Regions from separate parts of the Mus musculus genome. Here all the other regions are linked to region 3. A link is a loop called in an ENCODE intact Hi-C map of the cell type or tissue named here. Cell type or tissue: left cerebral cortex. All regions are shown on one strand.

Region 1 (8,000 bases), 120 kb after region 3:
CTTTAAACCAGGAAGGCGCCTGGTCATAAGCCCCGGGGACCACATGCAGAGCCCGTTCCCTTGTGGTAGGATGTCTCACTCCCAATGGAGGAGAAATAGAGAGTAAAGACCTAAGCAGCACTGCAATATGCCCAAATGCCTCTGTCCTGGCAGCGGACTGTGTTCTGATAGGCTAAATGCGTCCGTAACTCCAGCACTCAGGAAGCTCAGGCAGGAGGATTGTGAGCTCACAGTTATCCCGGGTCACACAATAAAACCCTGCCTCAAAAACAAAACTCATGGTTCACAATCTGGCATGTGATGTTATCTCAGGGCTCCGAGTGGTAGAGAGCCCGCTGAGAAGAGAAAAGTTACAGACTGAATCCCAAACAATGTAAAACAAAACAAAAAGACAGCTATAGTTTCTTACTCTTGACTTCTGAGCCAAGACTGTCCAAGCCATTCACCTGAAGAACTTTACACTCTGCTGGGTTTTTAATGACTTGGCGTCTTTGTATCACTAAGCTTCCACAGTTAGACTACGTGACTATTCCTATAGCCCACATGTACAAACATGGCAATCCGCCCTAAAGACAAAAGGGCACTGCATTTATATACTGGGGCCCAGCTAGGTCTGGAGGTCCATACCTATGATTCCAGCTACTTGGGAAGCTAAGGAAGTACAGAGAGTTGGAGGCAAACCTGGGCAACAAAATAAAGTCCCTTCTTGAAATAAAGGAATATATGGCACACCCTGAGCATTCTTGATTTCCTAAGCTAACCCCTTTTTATTTTCTAAGATAACCTCTTCTTGGATGTGAATGCTTCCTACAGCTTTTTTCCAGATATTTGACCTATTTTTATAAAGCTACTTAAGATATACTTTTAAATATCCATCATGTCAATTTTGGAACAGTAGGAATGTGACATCATGGAAGGTAGCAGAAGATAAAAATGATAATTTTAAGATAATAAATGTAAAAATATTCAGAGGCTGAATCAAGAAGTACCAGTTGCTTAAATTAGAAATCAGAACACTTCAAAGTCTGAAAAACCACAATCTCTATCTAGTTTTCACAACAAATACTCTAGTATGTAAGTTTGGATGAGCAGCTACGGTGACTCCTAAAATTCAAAAGAGCAGGACATCATCACTAGCTCAGACCTGACAGAGACACCATGGCCACCTAGAGCCCAGGAGACAGAGGAAGCAATGGGCAGGGCCCAAAGCTGATATGAGGGCAGGAGTGTAAATGCTTATCACATGGAGCCACAAGGAGCTGGGCAGTGCCTGGGGCAGGTGCCGGGGGAAAGTCCCTGGCTTATCCACTTACCTGCCCTCCAATTCCACCTAGGTTTCCAATGCCTCAAATCCAGCCACAGTCAGAGGGAAGGACTCATGAAACACCACCACCCAAGGTCGGTCAGTGTTTGCTGGGGGTGGGTGGCAGAGACAGAGACAAAAAGACAGAAATAGAGACTGATTTTCCTCACTGGTGATAGCTACTGGTAAGTAACCCTAATTAAACTCATTGGATCACAAAATCAAACAGTCACAACAAAAGACCAGCTAGGCAGCTGATCCCACAGCTTGAGAACCACAACTTAATAGAAAGCAGGGGTGGAACTATGTAAGAACACGACTCAAAGAGGAGTCAGAGCTGGCTTCTATTGTGGAAGATGGACCACCCCCATGTGACTTCTCAAAGGAGAGTCAGAGCACGATATTACGGCAGATGGAACATCTCCATATGAGGTCCCAAGTGGGAGTCAGAGCTGGGCTATTGTCATAGCACATAGACCATTTCATTGTGTGGTTCTCAAGGAGTCAGGCTGGCTGGTGTCCTCACAGACCAGAGGCTGCTAGCCCGAGATATGTGTCAGAGCTCTGTAAGTCAGACCAGAGCTGGAAGGAGAGTGAGGCCTGGGCAGGAGGTCTTGGCTACCATTGGAGTACAGTCCTCCAGAACTAAGTACCTGGGCATTTCAGGGTTGGCAGGTGGGCTGTAGGCAAGCTGACTCAGCAAAAAGGACAGAGGGCTGAGAGCCATGCTACAGCCTGGTTTATGCTGCATTATTTTACCAGAGACAAAGTGGGATCTTACGTACAAGTTTAAATACTTGAAGAAGGCAGTGGGGAACAAGCAAGGGGCAACTGTCCTTCTAACACAGGAAGCAAGAGTGAGCCATGCAGAGAAGGGTGGACAGGAAGGAGACGGAGGCATCTAGTCTCAGTCTGGAGACAGGAGCATGCCTCCAGAACAGGGGCCAGCCAGTTGGTAGCAATGGCCAGCTTCTCTCCCTCCCCCATAAAACAAAGCTTTATATTTGAAACCAATTCAGATTCAGATTCAGGCACCATGGTTACTGCTTCACAAAGAAAAGCTATTTTCAGTGTCTGGGCTTCTCTGGAGTGAGTTCAGCACTCTATTTCCAAGAAATGAGAAATGCAGTGTTTAATTTCATTTAGCCAGTATAATAAACCACCATTATTACAGAGTGGATATAAAAATCAACTACTTCAGAGTATGAAAAAAAACAGTGCAGCTATCCCCAAAGGGCATGGCTCCTGTGGAAACACAGAAGAGCCTGACTGGTGGGCAAGCCAGGCACTTACTTTCCAATGAAGGCACTGGACCAACTTGCCTTCTCTTCCCAAACCACACCTGAAAGCATAAGCCTGGAAATCCACTGCCCACCTCCTGATACCACAGAGATTTGAAAATCTGGAACTAAGTGCCACACCGTGTACTCTGGGCACATCACAGATACTAACTGCAAACTGCAAACTGAGGAGACATCCACAATCGTTTGCTCGCTGAGAATGTCCCTGGCACGTAGCCCTTGTGGGTGATCACACAGTAGTAATAGCTGCTAGACACTGAGCCCCAACTTCTTCCTGTACTTGCTCAAGGCTATGGCTTTCTGCCTGAGGCTAATTAATTAGCCCAAGCCCAGCTCTGCAAAGGTAATGAATGAGTGAGTACTTCTGATGCTTCATCACCCTGCTCCTGGACCAGAAGGTGCTGGGGACACCAGCTGAGGTGGGAGGCAGGGAATTTATTTTCCAACCATCTGTGCATACAACATATGAAAACACAACAAAGTCACCATATGGAGCTAAGCTTAAGTATGTCATCAGGCTTCTTTTGAGTTTAAGGAGCAGCCAACAGTCAGAACAGCCTTTTTTGACTGTAGAAAAAGGATTTAATTCTGGCTTTAAATGGCCCTTGAGTAAACGTGCAAGTCTTAGGAAAGAGTTATTGGGGCCACTGAAACTGGGTTACACTCAAAATGGCATTACACATTTTTTTGTTTGCTTGCCTTTTGACAGAGTCTCATATAGCCCAGGCTGCCCTTGCTTTCTTGATTTTCCTGCCTCCCCCTCTTCTGGGGTTCTGGGATTTCTGAGTTATGCAATACCTTTGGGTACACTACATGTCTGAAGAGGAAAGCAGCACATCACTGCTCGGATTTACCACCCCCAAACCACCTAGTACTCGCACAGTGCTTCTACAGTCTACATGTGTCTATGGTTAAGGTCGGCTGCTAAAGTCCTTTAACTCTCTTCTCACATGTCAGTGTGACTTGGGCTCAAACCTAGACAGCTATGTCTATTTTACTCAGCAGAGATGGCATTCATCCACCATGTACAAAACTGGCCCAGCTGCCTAGACTGCTCTTTCAAAATGTGGATACTTCCAGCCCTACCTCCACCCATAGCAAACTCAAGAGAAAACAGTTGCCTATATTGGCCTCAAAACTAATATTCCTCCTGCCACTGGCTTTCTAGCACTGTGATTACTGGTGTGCACCACCATGTCTGACTGGAAACAAAGAATTTTGTAAGTTGTAGAGTGTTGAAAAAAAAAAAGAGGGTTCTATGTACCCTTTAAACAGTTGACATGCTATTAACAAAGGAGTTATAGGGACTTTCTCTGTCCCCAAGAAGTTGAAATAGTATCCGGCAGATGACAGAAACACAGAGGACCTGTGAGCTTAGCTGAGGTAGTCTATGGCTCTGCCCATAAGTGCTGATAAATGTGAGCTACAGAATTGAAGGCCAGTTTACAGTTCAAGGAAGATTAAGTGAACCTTGAAGAATAGTAAGGGAAGCATGAGACACCTGGGAGAAAACCACCGAGGTAAGTAAGAACAAGAATATTCACTATGAAAAAAATTATGTACATCATTAAGAACTGTGGATTCAGGAGGTTTGAGCCAGCAGGCCAGAAAAAAAAAATCATTATAAAGGGGCTAGAGAGATGGCTCAGATGTTAAGTACACTAGACACCTATGGAGAACCTAGTAGGTTTTGTTCCTAGCACCCTCAGGGTGGCTAATAACCAACCATAAGTCCAGTCTCAGAGATCTGTTGTCCTCTTCTGGCTTCCCTGGCACTGGGTAAGCACAAAGTCACACAGTACACAGACATACACGCAGGCAAAACACCCATTCATATAAAATGAAATAAAGGAAAAATGTTTAAATTGTTATAAAAGAAAACTGAAATGCAGTTACATACAGTTTAAGGGTCCTGGATTAGCTCTGGAGGACTAGAATCCGAGAGTCATACAGGCTAGCTGGTCACTGACACAGACACTGGAAGGCTGTCCTGTTATCCGGTATAGGAACTCTGGGCCTAAGTAACAGCTTCCAAATGGAGGGCGTCACCGTCTTCTAAGAAGGATGATACACCTGGGTCCCACACCCTGGGCTGGAGCAACCTTGAGCCACAGGCTTTCAGGCAGCTTCATAAGAAACAAGGGCATGTCTGGTAACCTCAGGACCCCAAGCATTCTTACCTCATTTCCTCCCTTTGCATAATCTGAAAACCTTCAACTTTCTGAATTACCACTCTTGCCTACCCTCAAAACCAGACTGTAACCCATAGTCGCCCACAATACGGAACAGTCTGGAGCCTGGAGAGGATATTTGCATTGCACTACTGACAGGGTCAATAATCCAAACAATACATAAAAAACAATGTAGAGCAATAACTCGGCAACTAAACTACAGTGAGCAAACAAACCAGAGAAAAGGGAGCTATGTAAAAACTATACACGTGCATATTTTAGTCTCCATGGGAGGAACCAGGAAAACACAAACTAGAACCATGGTCAGCAAGATGACTGGGGCAGAAGTCTAACACCAGATGCAGTCCCTGGAGCCCACATGGTGGGTGGGCGAGCACTGACCTCTGCATGCCCACACATCAATAAAATAAATAGTGTAACAGTTCTGGCTGGGCTGGATTGCACTCACACCGATCCTCCTGCCTCTGATTCCCTCCTGTGTGCTGGGATTAGTGGTATGTGCACCACACTGGACCAATAAAAACCTGCTTTTAAAGTTAACGATTTAGCAGTAATGGAAAAGGCAAAATTTGACAGAGGTGTTCCCAGTTGACTGCCTGTTTTTTACCTAAAACATCAGTTTTATATTTGATACAGAAGGAAACCGAGAGTTTGTAATGAAGCTGGTGGTCAAGGGCCGTTTGTTGATCAAGTTAATTAACACAAGAATCCATTCACTCTTGTCTGGCTGTCCCAGAGCAGGTTCTCCCTCCTGTTTTGTATCAAGGACTATTTAGGGACCAGTACTGACATATGACAGCTTATAGAACCAGCAAGGTCATCCAGCAAGCCTTCTTGTATATGCTTCCTGTTGCTTTCTGAGAAACTGTCTTGCTGCATAGCCAAGTCTGGCTGGCCCCAAATTCCATCCTCCTGCCTCAGCCTCCCAAATGCTGGGCTTATAGACATGTGCTACCTCATCCATTGCCAACACTGTTGGCAAAAGAAAAGAGAGAGAGAGAGAGAGAGAGAGAGAGAGAGAGAGATGTCTATTTCTCATTCCACATTGATTCCACTTTTAAAACAGCCTGATGAGTTTTCACCAAATTTGGAACTGCACATACAATGATCTGACTTAAACAGGAGCTATCAAGATAAATATTTTCTGGGTAGAGATAGCTAGAGAGATAGCTCAGCAGTCAATAGCATTGGCTCTTCTTCCAGAAGAGCTAGGTTCAAGTTCCAGCACCTACATGGCAGCTCACAACCCTATCTAGTTTCAGTTCCAAGGGATCTAATATTCTCGTCTGGCCTCTGAATGCAACAGGCATATAAGTGGTGCATATCATGGTAAGTGCAGGCAAAACATCTGCACACATTAAAAAACAACAATAATAAAATAATTCCAAAATAAAATTTCTTAAACAAAGTAGCTGGGCCAGGCATGGTGATGCATGTCTTTAATCCCAGCACTTGGGAGGCAGAGGCAGGTGGATCTCTGTGAGTTCAAAGCAAGCCTGGTCTATAAAACGAGTCTAGGACAGCCAGGGCTATTACACAGAGAAACCCTGTCTTGAAAAACCAGAGAGAGTGTCTGAAGCACACGGGGAAAGGACAACCCAGCACACCTGCTCACTGTAGGAAATGGCTATTTTTGGTTGTCACCTTGACAACATCTGGAATTAACTAATCCAAGTGACTTCACACACCTGTGAGGAAATTGTCTTAATTAAATCATTTGAAGAGGGAAAACCCACCTTTAGTCCACATCGTTTGAGGTGGGAAGATCCACCTTTAATCCGGGCCACATCTTCTTCGGGCAGCCCACATAAATAAAGGACATGGAAGAAGGAAGCTTTGCTCTTTGCCTGCCTTGTTGTTGATGGCAAGTCCATTCTTTCACTGGCATTAAAGCCTGTTTCTTCAGGATTCTAGCATATATTAAAGACGTCCGGACTGGTGGGCTGAACAACAACTACTGGATTCTTGGACTTTCTGTTAGCAGACAGCCATTGTTGGACTAGGTGGACCACAACCTGGAAGCCATTCTAATAAATCTCAATCTCCAATCTCTCTCTCTCTCTCCTTCCCTCCCTCTCTCCCTCTCCCTCTCTTCCCCCCTTTCTTTCTATATACACATTTATTCAATCAGTTCTGTTCCTGTTTCTCTAGGGATCACTGACATTAACCCAAATAATGTCACATAATTACAAGTAACAGCATCATATTCAAGGCTCAGACTCAGCCAGTGGGCAAGCAGAAGGCATCACTGGCCACAGTGAGCGGCAGCAGCTTCACTAAGGCAGCTCTGAAGCCTGCTCCCAGTAGAAGACTACAGGAACTTCTTGATTAAATGGAGCTAATTCACTTTCCTGAGCAGCTCAGAGCAAATCAATCAGTATAAATCATAATTACAGCTATCATTGATTAAGGGATGTATTATGCACCAGACACGTGGCATATGCACTACCTAATGTGACCTCATAGCAACCTGAGGAGAAATCAGCCCCAGTGTCTTCTTCCCTCCCTCCCTTCTCCCCCTCTCCCTTTCTACCTTCCTCTTTCTCTCACTCTCTCTCTCCTTTCTTCTCCAGGGCCTAGATGCTCACCTATGCGCTAGGTAAGCCCTCTGCTGCTGCCCTATATCCAAAGCCATTCCTTTAGAGCAAATGAGGCAAGTGGGAGTCTGAGAGGCTACGTGACTATGCAGGGTCCCTCAGTTAGGAAGTAGCAGAACAGGGGTCAAACCAACGCTATCTGCTCTGACTTTGGGCTTCAGCTATGGGAGAAGACACCCCCTTATTTTATGGCCCTGAGCTGCCTCAAGGCTCTGATTCCTCATGTACATCTTCTGTTAACATCTCATCCTATCCAAGACAACTTGACTCCCACATATACCCCCCTCACTTACCTAACTGCTGGCAGGCTTCCCTATACTCTGGCACCAATAATATGATTTTGCTCAAATGCTCCAGCTTAGCAATGTGTCTGAAGCCTGCATACACTGATGGTATGTACTGATGGTATACACTTAAGGTGGCTTTTTAAAAAGACAAATATAGTTGAAAGTTAGTTACAGAATTTCACTTTACAGAGCCAGGGTGTAGCTCAGTGATAGCATACATTTCCAGCATGTGCAATATTCTGGGTTATATACTTGGGAATGAAGAGGGAGGGAGAGACTGTACTTTAGGCAAAGTGCCAATTAATTCGGTCCTGGGTTTG
Region 2 (8,000 bases), 53 kb after region 3:
TTCAGGGCAAAGTCCTCTGTGAAATGAGTGGTCACCTGTTGATAAAAATTGATTTTTTTTTTAAACTCACTTTCTTCAAAAATTCCTTTTCCAGAAAAAAGAGTGATCTTCTGACCTGAGCTATGACTGCATTTTTGTACTCCCAGAGGTTTTGGGCCTTGGTTTTCTCCTTGCTGTTCAGCAGCTGAGGCTGAGGGACTGTCCCGGAAGTCCTTGCCTCGATGAATCTTGTTGTCAGGGACCACAACCGCTGTTGCCATCTTAGCACTCCAGGGAGTGCGTCAGCTGCATTTTGTGGCAATCAAGAAGACAAAAATGTGTGCTGATAAGAAGGGAACAAACAAAGCCCCACGGTCCTCCCAGAGTCAGCCACTACTTCTTTCCGGATCTCTGATGTCCTGAGCAATGGCGGCAGGGCCGCTCAGCAGTTGCTGCCTGCCCTGGGATGGGCATCAGCGCACTGCCTTCAGGTCAGCAAACTTGCTGTGACAGATATGCCTGGGGCTACCAGGGTGCTTAAAGGTAGTTGCCACTACTAGTGAAGCTGGGATCTCATGAGGACAGGTGACAGTGGCAGTGGCAGTGGCAGTGGCTGCACAACATGCTGGGGAACAGCCCTGCAGCACAGCCAGCTGACAGCTCCTCACCTCGCCAGGTGTGTGTTAAGTATTCCAAACATGTTCACGGACCTGGGGAAGCAGAACAGGTCACACTGGTGGCTCTGGGTGACACAGCTGACCAAATAAGTTGGGTATAGATAGACGCCTAAACTCTGACTACTGGGTTGTGTATTCTCAAGAGTGGGGACACAGCGGAGACAACTGGAGGCTTGTGAAAAGCAGATGTGGAGACTTGCCCATGTAGAAAGGAGAAAGTTGAGCTACTGCCTAGGTCCTGGGTTCTACATGTCCTGCCTCTGTTACTTAAAGGTAGTTTGTTAGGGCTTTCATCTGCCATGACTGTCCAGATCCACTGCTATAAGACATAGGGAGAAACCAGACAATCCTCAGATAAAACGGACTCCTCCCACAGTCATTGGCTTTCACTCCCCAAATCTACCCCAGGCAGATCATAAGGGCAAAACCAAAGCTTTGGAGAAACAAATCTCGTGAGGGAAGTCAAGCAGCAGGGAGTGGCTGGTAGGCTGCATGTGGTCCCCGTAGCCAGGCATCATCTTGATTGAGGGAGGAGGACTGTGTTCTAGAAAAACTTTTCAAGGAATGTTAAAGAAGACTGGCCTCTTTGTAGTTCAGCAGGCCTAAGTAAGCCCAGAGGGTTGGTCTTTAAGGAAACAGTTGTCCAGAGGCCTCACATTATCATCGGCACAGAGCCTGCAATGGTGTGGATTTCCGGGCCCCACCACCAGCAAGTGTAGATTGAGGACTGGGAATGTGCACAGACTCTGGGACTCCCCTCCACCCCCATCCCCACCACAGGGACCCAAGGCCCCTGAACAATGGAGAGCTAGTGCCTTGGAGAGGGACAGAAGTCTGGACAAGATGACTTCTAGAATTCTCTATTACTGTTTCCAGCAAGAAACACTTCCTTCCCCAGTTCCTTCAGAGCCCAGGGCAGCCTGTAAAGGAAGCAGGCAGACTCACTCTTTACATCCCACAAGATGTCCTTCTCAGGAGGGGCTGCAAAGAGGATGTAGAGCCGGATTGTGTCAATTCCATATTGGGCCACAATCTCCTCAGGGTCCACCCCATTGTGTTTGGACTTGCTCATCTTCTCCCACGTCACCTCTAACTTCTCTTTTGTTTTTGCACAAACAGGAGCAGGACCTAGATGCCAAAAGAGTATTCAAGAACAAGACATGATGGGCAGGGTAGAAATTCCATATTTTGAACTTTGCTTCGAGGCCTGTGGGCAAAGATCCTGGAAGACTCCGCGCTCTGAGTCTGAGGCTCTCTCTAGCAATGGGCTGTCAAACAAAGCTAGACAAGGTAGAGATGTCCAAGCAAACACTCTGTTACACAGGATGGGGCTGGGTATCAGGGTATAACCAGTCCCAAGAACAGCCTGCAGAGGCCTTACCAGGATCTTAGACTTTACACCCAGGTGGGGTCCAATAGCAGATACTAAAAGCTTCCTAAGAGCTTCTAGACCTTCGTTCTTACCTGTCCGAGCCAGATTGGGCCCTCCTTACCTGTGAAATCTATATCCTCCTTCTTCAGACACTGTCCAGATGGAAGGCGGAATGTCTGTCCCTTAATGAGGCCTTGGGCCAGTAGTTTATGGAAAGGTTCCCTGAGGAAAGATCACAGGGAAAAAAGAGAGGGGGAGATGGAGCAGCCAGGACTCAAGGCATCCAGAAATCATCACTATGGACCACACCTTAGAACAGGATCCTGGGATATGGTGTTAACATTAAGTCAGAGCAGCAGCCAGGTCCACTTTGCACTGAGCTGAGGTGGAGAGAGCACAGGCCTCAGATCTGGAAGGCCTGGATCTCACCAACTTCTACCTGAGCCACAAAAGCCACTTCCTTGCTCTGGGAGTCCAGTTTGCCAACCTATAAGATGGGAGGAAGAAAAACTTGCCAAGTTATGGATGGGAAGATGGGTTCAAGTGACTGCATGAAAACAGAGCCCGTGTCAGCTGCCCATCAGGCACAGCACAGAGGGGCCAAGAGGGAGTACTGAAGGCTGTCCTTGTGAAGGGTGCTTACTATTTCCCTTAACACAGGACCTGCTTAGACTGTCTTAAAGTTTTAAATCTAATGAGTTGGACAGGAATGGGTCATTTCTGTTAAAATCAAAGGATTATCTACCTGTTCTTCCTAGCCTATTACACTCTAAGGAGACAGCTACCAACAGCTGGTGTGTGTGTTAGTTGCATATCACGTGTGGTGGTTTGATCAGGTTTGGTTCCCATAGACTCATGTGTTTAAATGCTTGGCCCATAGGGATTGGCACTATTAGGAGGTGTGGCCTTGTTGGAGTAGGTGTGGTTTTGTTGGAGGAAGGATAACACTGCGGGGGTAGGGCTTTGTGGTCTTATATTTGCTCAAGCTTCACCCAGTGTAGAATTCCAGTCCCCCTTTGCTGCCTTCAGATCAAGATATAGAACTCCCAGCTACTCCAGCAGCATGTCTGCCTGCACACTGCTATACTTCCTGTCACACTGATAATAGACTGAACTTCTGAACCTATAAGCCAGCCCCAGTTAAATGTTTCATGTGTAAGAGTCGTCTTGGTCAGGGTGTCTCTTCACAGCAATAAAACCCTAAGACACCATGAGAAAACAACATGACCAAGGCAACTTATAAACAAAAGGATTTAACTTGGGGCTCATGATTGAAGAGGGTTAGAGTTCTTGACCATCACAGTGGGGAAGCATAGCAGCAGGCATAGTAGGTCCTCCAGAAGAGAAGCCAGTGAACATAACTGCTGAGCCATCCATTGTTCCAGCCTGTGCTCCAATAAACTTCCCCCAATCCCTCTGACAATGTCTCGCTCTGAAGCCTTGGCTGGACTGGAACTCTCTATGTAGATTAAACTCGGAAATCTACCTACCTCTGTACCCTGGGTGCTGAGATTAAAGGCATGCACCACCACAGTCACTACAATGGTTTATTCTTAAGAAACACTCAAATTCTTTACCCTATATTATTTTATTTTCGAAGAATCTGCCTGATTCACTTGATGCATTTCAGCAAGTAATTCCAGACACCATCCTATGCAAGTATTTCATGTTGCTCTGGACAACTAGAGATTCGTTCAGTTATACTGCCATGGCAGACCTTCCAACATCCTAGCTCTGGGGTGCAACGTCACTGACATGGGGTTGGGGGGGAGGGGTGGGCAGGTATTGGGAGCTTCTACTCAGGGAATCAGAAAACCAGAAACCTAACCACAAGTTATAAACCAGAATAGTCTTGCAGGCTAATCCCAGAAGATCCTTACTTCATGTTCAAGGTTATCTGATTTAGGCGAGTACTGGCCCAAGTGGCCCCTGCCCAACAGCTATGGGTAGGTAGTAACAAGGAGGAAGACATTTTCTAGTAGATTCAAGAGAGCAGATGGGGCAGACAAGAGAGTGAGAGAGATGAGGGCCAGGAATATTTCTGATTTTTGTGTATATCAGTCCCATGCTGCACCATAATTTCCTCAGGGTCCAGGTGCTAAGTACATGTTCTGCCTGAGATGCATCCCACCGTCCTGTTCTAAGGGCTTTTAGTGAGTATGTATGTATTTGTGTGTGTGCACACGTGCATGTAACACATGCATAGGAGTAGATGGAAACAGTGGTGGGAGACTGGAGAGATGGCTCAGTGGTCAAGAGCAGCGGCTGCTTTCCAGAGGTTCTGAGTTGAATTCCCAGCACCCACATGGCAGCTCCCAACCATCTATAATGGGATCTGATGCTGCCTTCTGGTATACAGCTATGCATGCAGACAAAGTTCTAAAACAAGTAAATAAAGTAAAATAAGTAAATAAATCTTTATAAAAAAGAAGCAATGGTGAGAGATAGGGCACATTTACAAAGGTGGAAAAAATCAAGTACTGTTAACATTCAAAAAGAAACGCTGTTATTTATTATCTATCATTGGGGTTTTGTTTGGTTTTGTTTTTTATATAATCAAGTGACCCACCACTGCCACCTTCTGGGGATGTGTAGAATTGCAACTTGCCAGCCAGACCCTAGAACTGTACTCTAGCTTTTAAATCTCCCTCTCTCCCTTTCCCTTCTTTCTCTGTCTCTGTCACTGTCTCTCTCTCTCCCTGTCTCTCCCCCCTCCCTTTCCATCTGTCTTTCCTTCTTCCCTCTCTCCCCCTTTCTTCTTCCCTTTCCCTCTCCCCGTCCTCTCCCTTTCTCTTTTCCTCCCTCTCTCCTCTCTTCTTCCCTCTCCCTCCTCTTCCTCTCACTGTCTCTATTTCCACCTCCTCTCTCCTTCCTATGTTCAAAGAAAACTGTCAAATGACATTTAACAGTCACACTGAGAAGTACACTAGTTCTGGGGTAGGTACACCTTGATGAATCTTCATGACAGACACCTGTGTAAACACAGACACGCAAACAGCACCTAGCATGCCGACCCACTTCCCCCAGGCACTCTGTCTCCTCTGCCACCTGACTAGTTTGACTACTACCAGAATCACTTACTTTTTTATTTCAAAATTACTTCAAACAGTTTCTGAGTGAGGGCCCAAGGCTGTCCACACTGGTCCTTTTCCCACAATTGGCAGGTCTCCTGTAGAACAGCTGCACCAGGACTAAGACTCTGATAATGAATGTGTCTCAATCTCTGAAATTTATGCTACTAGATCCATCTAGACCCCAGCTTCTCCAAGTTACAGCCCAGCAGGCACTGTCTCAGACAGATGATTTAGTATAGGGATGATAAAACTTGGCATGGGAAAAGGGGTAGGAGCTGGAGAGATGGCTCAGTAATTAAGAGCACTGGTTGTCCCAGTGATTGCCAGCACCTATAAGACATCTTACTGTCTTTAACCCCAGTTCCAGGGATCCAATGCCTTCTTCTGGACCCTGGGGCACTGTACATATGTGGTGAACAGACATGCACACAGGCAAAACACCCACATAAGTAGAATGTTTTTAAAATTGCATGAGTTCCAGTGGCCTGGCTATGGTCCCCCAGGCTCCCCTGAGCCTCAGCAGCACTTCATTTCTGCAGACTTCTCTGAGCCAATGTGATTCTCCTAGAAAGGCAGATGTGGTCTACTAAGAATGAGAATGAGAGACTCTTGCATCCCAGTACTGTCTTCCAAGAGCAGGAGGGTGGCCCAGATTCTCCTGACCCCTTCAATTGCACCTTGGAGGCAGATTTTTTTTTTTTTTTTTATCAACAGTGAAATATAACCTGTGTAAGCAGGAAGACAAGTGCTGGAATCTTCACCGTTTCTAGGTTAGTCCAGGTTCCTCCTCTGTCCTACCTTTAAAGGGTGGAAAGAAGGAAGAGAGCAAGCAAGCTCAGGATATTCTAAGCATAGATTGACAGGTTACTTTTAGTGTTATTTATAATGAATACTGAAGCCCTGGACAGACAGCTGCCCACTCCTCTGACTGCACCAGGTGGCTGCTGATGCAGAACCAAGAAACCAAGTTGAGGCCTGCCCTCACCCAAAATTACCAGGATCCTCCCTGGGTCTCCTTTTTGCAGACTATATTCTGTAAATGGCTGCTTTTTAAAATTATTATGTAATCACTGCCAAAGTCTGGCTGGGTGTGGTGGTGCACACCATAAATAATCCCATGGCTGGCTGTGGTGGTGCACACTATAAATAATCCCAACACTGAGGGAGGAAGAACAAGAGTTCTAGGCTGGTCTGGGCCAGGTGGTGAGTACAGAAAAAAGGAAAACACATAAAATTACCATGAGACCATGACAGTAAAAGGACACAACCCACAACCAGCAAATCTGTTTTCACAGATACAAAATGCAAAATGGACTGAGTAGCAGATCCTGAACCACAAGCATTTTAACTAATTATCTGATGGGCCCAGTGATATCAATTTTTAGTGTTCTGATGCAGAAATGTTGTTCTCATACATCAAAGTCTCTGGGGGTAAGAAGCAGAAGGCCAGTTTCAGGACTCAGTTGCACCCAGCATGGTTTTCATACAGTAGAGTTCTAACCAGAGCTGGCAGAGTGGATAAGGGTGGAGCCTCCAGCACCCTCATTCTAACGAAGCTAAATCTCTGTCTGCTTTATGGAGAATCTGAAGGTTATAGACGTAGTTTTAGGTTGAGACAGGGCCAATCCTACTACCTTTGCCCTCTGAGTAGTGGGATTCCAGGCATGTACAAAAGTCAAACATTCTTATCTATCAAACCATTTAAAATAGGGCAGGCAAGATGACTAAGTGCCTGAAGATGCTCGAGGACCTCAGTTCAATCCCCGGGACCTACATGGTGGGAGGAGAGAACTGACACTGCAAGTTGTCTTCTGAACCCCAAAGAAAACAGACAAGCACAGGCCCACCCTCGTGCACACACACATAAACTAATACCTTCTCACTATGCAGCTCTCGAAGGCCTAGAACTCAAGAGATTTGCCTGCTTCTGTCCCAAGGTAGGGAAATATATATCTCTATCAATCAACCTATCTATCTATGTTGACCCAAGATTTCAATGTTAGGACTGACTCTTAAGATATACTTCCCTTTCTTGCTGAGAAATAAAACATCACTCTTTTAAAAAATAATAATATATTACAAAAATAAGTAAATGATTTAATCAATTATGACACACTATGCAGAAATAAAAAATGGGAAATATGTATGTTTTGATGGAGAAAACCATCAAAATTTCCACAAAGTCAAAAAAAATCAAAGACTCTATTCAAACCACCACAGTTATTTGTTAGCATTTGCCAGTAATACTGCTTTCTTTAGCTACTTCAATCAACAGCACACATATCTGCATACGCATTTCCTTTCTTCAGCCCTGTCAATGCCTTTTACATACCAAGTTTATTTCACTTTTCTATCAATTATATCATTTAAGTATTGTTTCTGCAGTTCTATGCTATGTTTATTTTCTTGTAACGGTATCCCATAAGCAATTCATAAGTTGATCATTAACAAATACTAAATATACTAATTTAAAATATTATGTGATTAATAATAAGTAATTCTTAAAATTTTATTTGATGTGTATGAATATTTTGCCTACATGAGTATCTGTGCACTCCATGTGTGCAGTGTGCACAGAGGCCAGAAGGGGGCACTGGATTTCCTGGAACTGCAGTTACAGGTGTTAGTCACCATGTGTGTCCACAGAATCAAACTGGGTCCTCTAGAAGAACAGCCATTGCTCAGAACTGCTGAGCCATCTCATCTCTCCAGCCCACGACAGCATGCTTTGCAATTTTAGATTTTAGTATAGAAATGGCCATCCGTTTATATATGAATTATATACTAGAAAGTGTTTTCCTTTAATTAGAAGATGGCAAGATAGGTCTTTTAAATATATATAAATAACATTCTCAAATAATGGTTAGAATAGTGGTACTGCATGGTAATTTCCTCCAA
Region 3 (8,000 bases):
CCTGAAACTTAATTTATAGACAAGGTTAGTCTCCAGCTCACAGAGATTGTCCAGCCTCTGCTTCCTGAGGTGCTGGGACTAAAGGAGTGGATCAACATACCTAGCAACAAAAGAAACTTTACTAAATCAGGTGACCACTGGAGGAGTGCCAAAGAAGTAGCCACCTTAGGAGTCATCTGTGAGGAGCCACAGCTACTACTATCCATGTGCAAAAGCACTGCGTGGTCTACAGATAAAACAGAAGCATCTTCAATGCCCTGGCGATAGAAGAGCTGGTAAACTAGATTAATATTCAACGGTATACATTGACCAAAGCTAAAGTGCTGGGTCTATCTACATCATTAACTAAACATTAATTAAACATGTCTAGAATTTGACATCCGTCCTTCTATCAAGTCACATACCTATCACTGAGTTTTGGTCCAATCTCTATGGAGCACCCACATTTCCCTGATTTGTCTTCAGACTTCCCAGAGGATGATGAACCAGTTAGAGATAGAACCAAAAATCCTAGGGGCTGTGGTTGAAGGCAGAGCACTAGAGGGAGCAAGGGTGCCACCAGGAAACAGGACTTCATTTCATGTGTAAAAAACACCAGCTCTGCTCCCAGGAGTCTGGTCTAGGAAGTGATAAAGACCCAGAGCTAGAAACCAATGCTTTGCTTTTCTAGGAATAGAGAAGCTGTGGAGATGGCACCGCTGTAACCATGGGGTTCCCACCCAGCCACTTTGTTCCCAGAAATAAGGCTGAATTATTATGAATAACTGCCCAAGTCAAAAGGTAGGGCTTAGTCCTCAACTAGCCTATAACTTATTTATCCTGTTTATTATTCTACTCTGTGAATGCCACATGGCTGGTTACCTCTTCTCAGGTTTATGTGACCATCTTTTCCAGAGTTTGATATGAATCTTTCCCAGAATTCCTGTCTCTCTCTGTCTCTCTGTCTCTGTCTCTTTCTCTGTCTCTGTTTCTCTACCAGATGTTCCACCTTCTAATCCTGCCTCAGCTCATAGCCTTCTTATTGAAAGTGATTCTATTTATACTCAGCAGTTAAGAAATCTTCATGCTCTAAGAGAGGACCTAGGTTCTGTTCCCAGGACACACATGACAAGTCACAGCCAGCATTGACTCTAGTTCAGGGGCTCTAACGCCCTCTTCTGGCCTCCATGTGTACCATGTGTGAAGGTGGTACACACAAAGCATTTGACCAAATATCCATACACATTTAAAAAATAAATCTTAATAGAAAAGAATAGCTCTATTCTAAAACCTACAAAGACCATCATTATGCAAAAGTATTAAATCTCCCATGGTGCAAGCAAACACACATGGAGGTGGGGGTTGCTCCCCTGTAACATCACCAAGGACTGTGAAGTGCTCACTCTCCCTGTCTCTGCATAGTTTCCTAAGCTAGGAGTAAGTGTAAAATCACAAACTCTTCCTGGAAAGGAAACTTTAAAGATGTTTATCTTGACTCCATGAGGCAGACTTGGCTTTGGGACAAAATAAAAAAAAAAGATCGATAAATATTTACTCAAAGAAGCAACTACATAAAACAGAGTACGTCTAACTGATGAACTGTTATACAGCCTTTTAAACTACCACATAAATAGTGTTTTAATGGTACCAGAAAATGCTTATGCTATAAAAAGAGTCAGAACACATTAGTGAGTGAAGAAAGCAAGCTGGACATGTGTATTTATGGCACAATTCCACTTTGGTAAGTATCACACACCCTACTGATAAATCACAGGGGCGGGGGGTGGGGGTGGGGAAGAGTGGCCAGCAGTGGTGGAAATGTAACAGGTAAAAGCTACTCTCCACTTTATCTGCTTCTAATATACTTGACAAATGGTGTTAGAAATTTCATTTTTCACTTTGTACATTTTTGTTTTGTTTTTAAAAATTATGTATAACAGAAAAATACTTGTTTAACTTAAAAAAAAACTATGTTATTAATTCTAAAAAAACATAAAATAATGTGAAAAGGAAAAAAGAGTAAGATTTAAATGTCTCAGCCATGTAAATAAGACAGTCGCTGGTGACAGTGCCCACGAGTGGACATTCACAGCACCTGCAGAATAGAGGCAGGCTTGCTTTTTTTCTTCTTTCCTTTAGCTCACCAAATGCTTAACAACTAGGCAATGCTGTGATTCCTTTTTTTAAGACCAAATCTTGCCATGTAGCCCAGGTTGGTCCTGAACTCACTATGTAGCCTTGGATGGCCTTGAGTGTACTGATCTCTTTAAAATCACAAGTTGGCTAGACAACTGTTCTTGCTGCCAGCCCTGTGCTGAGAAGTCTTGTGCCCGGACAGGAAGGGTCAGGGAGGAGCTTAGAGGACATGTCTGGTTTTTCTCTATTCTCAGTTTAAACATTAAGCACCCCACCAAAGACCCAAGAGGGTGGAGATGGTTCTGTGCCAAAAACCTTGAGCTTCAGTCCTCACTTCAAGTTAGAAACTATGTACAGCCTTCAAATTATTTGCTTTATCTTGTCAGAGTAAGAAAACCACCTGCTAACTGTCCTTCACATCCTGGGGCCGTGGTATAGTCTTTCTAATTTTAAAGATTTGTTTTTGTTTTTTTAAAGTTTATGAGTACATACTTGTGTATGTATGTTATATGTAGATGCCCAGGGAGGCCAAAGGATATTAGCTCCCCTAGAGCTGAAAGTGCAGGCACTTGTGAGCTGCCTAACACAGGTGCTAAGACAGGAAGGTCACTGGGTGCTCGGAACCCTGACACATCCTTTCAGCCTGGGCTTTGTGTGTTTTAAGGAAGAATGTTCAATCCTGTTGTACATGTTCACTGCTGAGTCTGTCATGTCACCTGACTTCCAGGAAACTCAGTAGTCATTGCTCCTGAAACTCACCTCCTACTCCAGATTTGAGATTGGGGAAGTGATTCACTAGAGTGAAGCAGAAATAGAGCACCTGTCTATCACTATCACTGAACAGAGCAGTAATACCAGACTTGATCACTCCTGGCATTAACATGAAACCATACTTCAAGAACACACTCAACTTTGGCGGTTTCCTTTACTCCCATAAAAATATACATTCCCCCAGTAATAGTATGGAACCCAGAGCTTTGTACAACAGGCAAGTGCTCTACTGCTGAGCTATAATCCCATCAAAACATGATAAATGAGGAATCCTAGTCTCATCCAGGTAGCAAGTGAACAGCTTCACCTGATTCTGAAGGCGTCTAACCAGCTGCTTCTCTAGGCTACCTACCCCACAGTCCTAATTCTGGTAGGGCATTAACCTATATTCTCCCTTCCTCAGTGGATGCAAATGAAGCTTTCACTAGTTACAGAAGTCTTTACACACTGGGTTCTTTGTTACATACTGTCATAGGTAAGTGTAATCAGAATTCTCTAACAGCACATATTTGGATAAAGCAAGACTGTCTCTAACTCATACCTGGAGGCAAGCTAAAACTGCTACCTGTTTAGAGAAAGGAGGCACGAAGGGAGAAAGCCAGGAAACACCAGCCTGGAGAGCAGGGAAGCAGAGAATGCTTGATTCAGGCTCAGTCACTCCCCAGGGGGCAGGAAAAACAGACACAGACTCACCTAGACCATAGATGCTCATTGGCTAGAGCACAGAGCTACCACTAGGTGGTGCTAAACCAAGGCAAGAGCAGGACAGACTGAGGCAATCAATCCGTCCCAATGAGAGCCCCAAACTGGCACAGGGTGTTTAGGAAGTAGCATAGATTATCTCATTAATCTTGCTATAATGCAACCTTCCACTGTAGGCATTTGAGCCTAACTTACTGCATCTTCACTAAGTCTGCCTTTGCTGATGGGTAAATAAATACTAAAGAAGTCAAACTTAAAGGCTGGAGTTGAAAATATTAGAGTTAAGAATCAAATACAGGTCTTCCTTGGGCAAAGTCAGCAGTCTCTTCACAATACACAATCTCTCCGTTTCTGTTCCGTAAGATTGCTCTCTCAGAGAGTATGGAACACGGTGGAGGAGCAGGTAGCTACTGCCATGTGTGGCTATCAACACATGAATTTAACTAAAGTAACTTTAATGGTTCAAAGTATATTCCAAGTAATGGATGGCCACTGAGACCACAATTTTAGGACATCTATATTGTCACACAAAATGATTCCTAATCTACTTCTTCAAGCAGCCTTTGCCAGGGACATTTTCCTCAGTACTGGGGGTGGACCCAAACTGTCTGGGGTGATTATATAAGGCCTTACCTACTTTCTCCCTTTTAGCCTGTTCCAGAAAGTGCCAAAGGGAACCCCACACGATTGTCACAAGTCAGCACACTCCTTTCTTCTCATTCCAACCCCAGCACCACCAGAAGAGAATGCTCAGCCAAGTTTCTCGACAGTGTGAGCCAGCATTGCCTAGGCTGCTCCTGCTTTCTCATTAGGGAGAACCAACAGCTTTCTAAGAGCATCCTGTTGGGGACATAGCCACCACAGGTGGGTAGGGCATGAGCAAGGAAAAGTAAGACCACAGCACATGTGTCCATGGCAACCAAACACTCAAGGGCTGAGGAATTCATCAAGAAACAAGAGAGCTCGAACAACCCACATAGATGTTCACACTTCCACTCCCTGAACGCAGTTTCTGGGAATAAATGCCAAGGAAACAGCTCAGTGATTTGGGTTTTTTGTTTTGTTTTTTCAGAAAAAAGCAACTGAATAAAGACATTTAATAACTCATAAGCCAGACTGTGCAGTGACTAAGTGGGTTACCATGTGAGCACTGGTGCAATTACAGCTGCTAAGTAAATGAGGAAGCACTGTAAATGTATTCTGGTCCCAACTCTAAAATGTGTACAGATTTGGATAAAAAAGGAGGGGAAACACCAAAATGAAGACAGATGCACTACAAGGCGAAAGCAATAGGCTTCTTCTGTCTTTAGATTGCTCTTTGTGGCTATCGTGTGGTTCTCATATCTAAAATGAGCTAAACACAGCTACTCATCAAGGGGTGGGTGAGTGAGCAGACCATGTGAGAGCCTGTTATAGTGCCCACACCTAGAAAGACAAAGGTCTGCCTTGGTCCTGCTGAGACGCCTTATGTAGCTTCCTAAACACAAAGTAGGTGAGAGTGAGTCTGCTGCCAGCCTCTCATGTCTACAGAGATATGAGGCATCCTGACCAATGCTCAGAAGAGACAACTGTACATGCCGTGGCTCCTGGATTGCTTCTCAGTCTCCTCCAATTGGCACTGTGGTCCTCTGACTCATTCCTTTAATGTTAGGACAAGGATGCAGCAAGGTGGCCCTTTTGACACATTATCTTCAGTTTTCAGTCTGTTTTCTATGCTATAACTGGATAGCACAATCTGAATAATGTATAAAGAAAAAAGGTTACTCAGTTCACAATTCTAAATGTCCCAGGTGGGAAGGCCATATCTAATGAGGGTCCTCTTGCTAAAGGGGACTTTGCAGAGGCCAGAGGTAGCACAAGGCATCTCAGAATGATAGAGATCTATTCTTTTACTAAATGCCTGTGCTTCCCTAAAATTCTCATGCTAAGATGCCAGAGTCCAACGTGTTTGTACTAGGGGGAAGATGTTAAGAGATGGAGCCTTGTGAAGAGGCCAGAGCTGTGAGGTGACACAAAGAAGTCCTGTTCTGAGAGCTTCCAACCCCCTTCTGTGAGGACTGCAGGAAAGCCATCTATGAACCAGGAAGCAGCCCCCTTAAAACACTAAAACACTAAATATGTTGGTGCCTGACCCTGGCTTCCCAGACTCCACTGTGAGCAGCCAATGCAGCTATTTACCAGCCACTTGGTCTGTGATGCCTTGGTACAGCAGCCCCATAGTCATCAGTAGGCTCCTGCCTGCTAACAGCTTTCCTAACTGCCTGAATAATAACTGCCTGAATTTTTTTTTTTCAAAAAAAGTTTCTACTTGTTCCCTGGTAAACAGAGCAATGATTAGGAAACAGTTGTTAGACTTCCCAGGGAAGAGCACACTGACTGGTTACCCTGCAGCAAATGGTCAGTCCGGAAAAAAAAAAAAAAAAAACAAGTAACAGCATACAGGCTGCAGCAGGCTGCGTTAGGAATACACACTCACACACATCTGTAACAGCATTTAATGAAAACAAGAGGCCATTGATTTGAAATAAGGCAAGGAGGGATATATGGAAGTGTTTGGCAGGAGGAAAGAGAAAGGAGAAATAATATAATTATGTAATACTCTCAAAAATTCAAGGAAAATAAAAATTAAAAAAAAAAAAAAAAACAGTTGAAAGAGCCAAAGACCAAAGGTAACTTTTCTTTTGAACATGTTGCTCAGGTTATCCTTGAACTCATTATGTAGCGAAGGATGATCCTGAACTCTTGATCTGTGTGCTGGGATTGTAGGTGTTCACCATCATGCCTGATCCACATGGTACTGGGAATGGTAGCCAGGGCTTGAACGCATGGTAGGCAAGAATTCTACCAACTAAGATGTATCTTTCCTTCCCTCCTTCCTCCTTCCCTCCCTTTTTTTCTCTACCTCACATCTCTCTCCCCCAACCTCTCCACCATGCTTAAACGTGAAGTGTGTACTAAGCTTCATCTCAATAAATTCACTAACTTTACTTCACTCTGATCCATCTTAAATTCCTTTTTTGGGTATAGTCAAGGGCCTGGCTTTACCTGAGCAGAAGGTCCCCAAGGCTGCACCCTGACACCAATGACATTTTTAAAAATGTTTTTATTTTATATATGTTTTGCCTGCATGTATATCTGTGTATCGTGAATATGCCTAGTCCCTGTAGAGGCCAGAAGGCATCATATTCCCTGAAACTAGAGTTAAGAGACAGTTATGAGCCTCTCTGTAGGTACTGAGAAACAAACCCAGGTCCCCTGGAAGAGTAACTAATGGGTTACTCTAAGCCATCTCTCCAGCCCAACCAATCATATTTCATGTATATGTTGTCTATACACTGTTCTTTACTTTTCTCTAGAATGTATGTGCTATGATGTTCACACTCTCGACACTCTCCACTTTAGCAGAGTTGGCTTACTTTGCCAAATCACCTAGAAACGATGACCAAACTCATGGATGAACTCATTATGTGAATTAAGACACAGAAATGATAGAAATTGTTCCTGTATGGTTCTATGACCTAGTGGAGAAGTGACTTTCTTTCTTTTTTCTTTCTTCCCTCCCTCTCTCCCTCTTTCCCTCTCTCCCTCTCTATTTCAAGGTTCCTCTGTGTAGCCCTGGCTGTCTTGGAACTCACTCTGAACTGAGACCCACCACACCACCACCCATCTCAAGTACTGAGTGCTGAGATTAAAGATATATGCCACTAGGGCTCAGGCTAAAAGATGACTTTTAAAGCAGGAAGGAAGGGCAAAAAAAGGGGAAGGAGGAGAGAAGAACCCTTTTAAAAAAATCTCCTCCACATTAATCTTCAGCAGAGGTCAGAATCAATCCATGGCTGAGTCAGACACACACACATTGGGCCTGACAGACTCCACAGTGAGCAGCTGACTCAACTGATGAGTGAGCAGTTGGCTCAACTCATCACCTCACACGAGGTATAGCAACTGAACAATGGTCCTCTAGCTATGTGGCCCTGAAGTACGGGAGATAACTGACAGGGTACTGAGCATCTCTTCCCTCTCTTCCTGAGTCCTCCACGGTACATTACAATTCTAACGTTATTAAGGACTACTTCGAAACCTCTCAACTTACTATCACTATCTGAAGTACTTAGAGATAAGTCTCCTCATTTCATTAGCTTTGTACTGGGAGTTAAGAATCCTTACTCTAAAGGATGATCCACTTGGAGCATGACTCCATGGTAGAGCAGCTGCCTAGGGTGTAGGAAGCTCAGGGCTCCATCTCTACAGTCTTACCTCTCCCCACTCTCTTAGCCTGTGTTCCTCTTTCCACCCCCACTGCTGCACACTTACTGCAGGCTGCACAGGTGAAGCACGCATCGTGGTAGAGATCTCCCATGGCCTGACAGGCCTGGCCAGCTCCAAACACCCCTTTGCTGCATTTCACACAG

Evidence for each region. A loop is a pair of places that touch in the nucleus more often than their neighbours do. Peaks named below come from ENCODE experiments on the same cell type or tissue, not always from the same donor. Only the 100,000 strongest peaks of a DNase experiment are listed, where the experiment ranks them.
Region 1: it touches region 3 in a loop (5-fold over the local background); 4 of 42 quality-filtered maps call a loop at or near these places.
Region 2: a loop joins it to region 3, with 7 times the contacts of the local background. A loop is called at or near these places in 15 of 42 quality-filtered maps.

Annotation. Positions count from the first base shown.
Region 1 is chr9:123,379,841-123,387,840 of GRCm38, reverse strand. The region is part of intron 3 of Lars2 (leucyl-tRNA synthetase, mitochondrial); the gene reads right to left. It overlaps Gm46137 (a long non-coding RNA gene), which reads right to left and starts at 6,182. Exons shown (of 2, transcript XR_001779329.1): 1 at 1,314-6,182. In left cerebral cortex, no CTCF peak of the experiment used is centred here; DNase peaks (open chromatin) are centred at 2,399, 2,959, 3,366, 7,699 and 2 more places; H3K27ac peaks cover 2,091 bases.
Region 2 is chr9:123,446,995-123,454,994 of GRCm38, reverse strand. Lars2 (leucyl-tRNA synthetase, mitochondrial) reads right to left here. Exons shown (of 21, transcript NM_153168.3): 15 at 2,150-2,250; 16 at 1,602-1,784; 17 at 116-285; 18 at 1-35. Among named protein-coding and RNA genes, the nearest start is that of Gm40586, 13 kb to the left of the region's middle. In left cerebral cortex, CTCF peaks have their summits at 4,614 (motif pointing left) and 7,664 (motif pointing right); DNase peaks (open chromatin) are centred at 4,602, 6,206 and 7,690; H3K27ac peaks cover 304 bases.
Region 3 is chr9:123,500,135-123,508,134 of GRCm38, reverse strand. Limd1 (LIM domains containing 1) reads right to left here. Exons shown (of 8, transcript NM_013860.2): 2 at 7,903-8,000. Among named protein-coding and RNA genes, the nearest start is that of n-TRacg2, 25 kb to the left of the region's middle. In left cerebral cortex, CTCF peaks have their summits at 543 (motif pointing right) and 3,613 (motif pointing right); DNase peaks (open chromatin) are centred at 568, 3,623, 3,972 and 4,542; H3K27ac peaks cover 1,686 bases.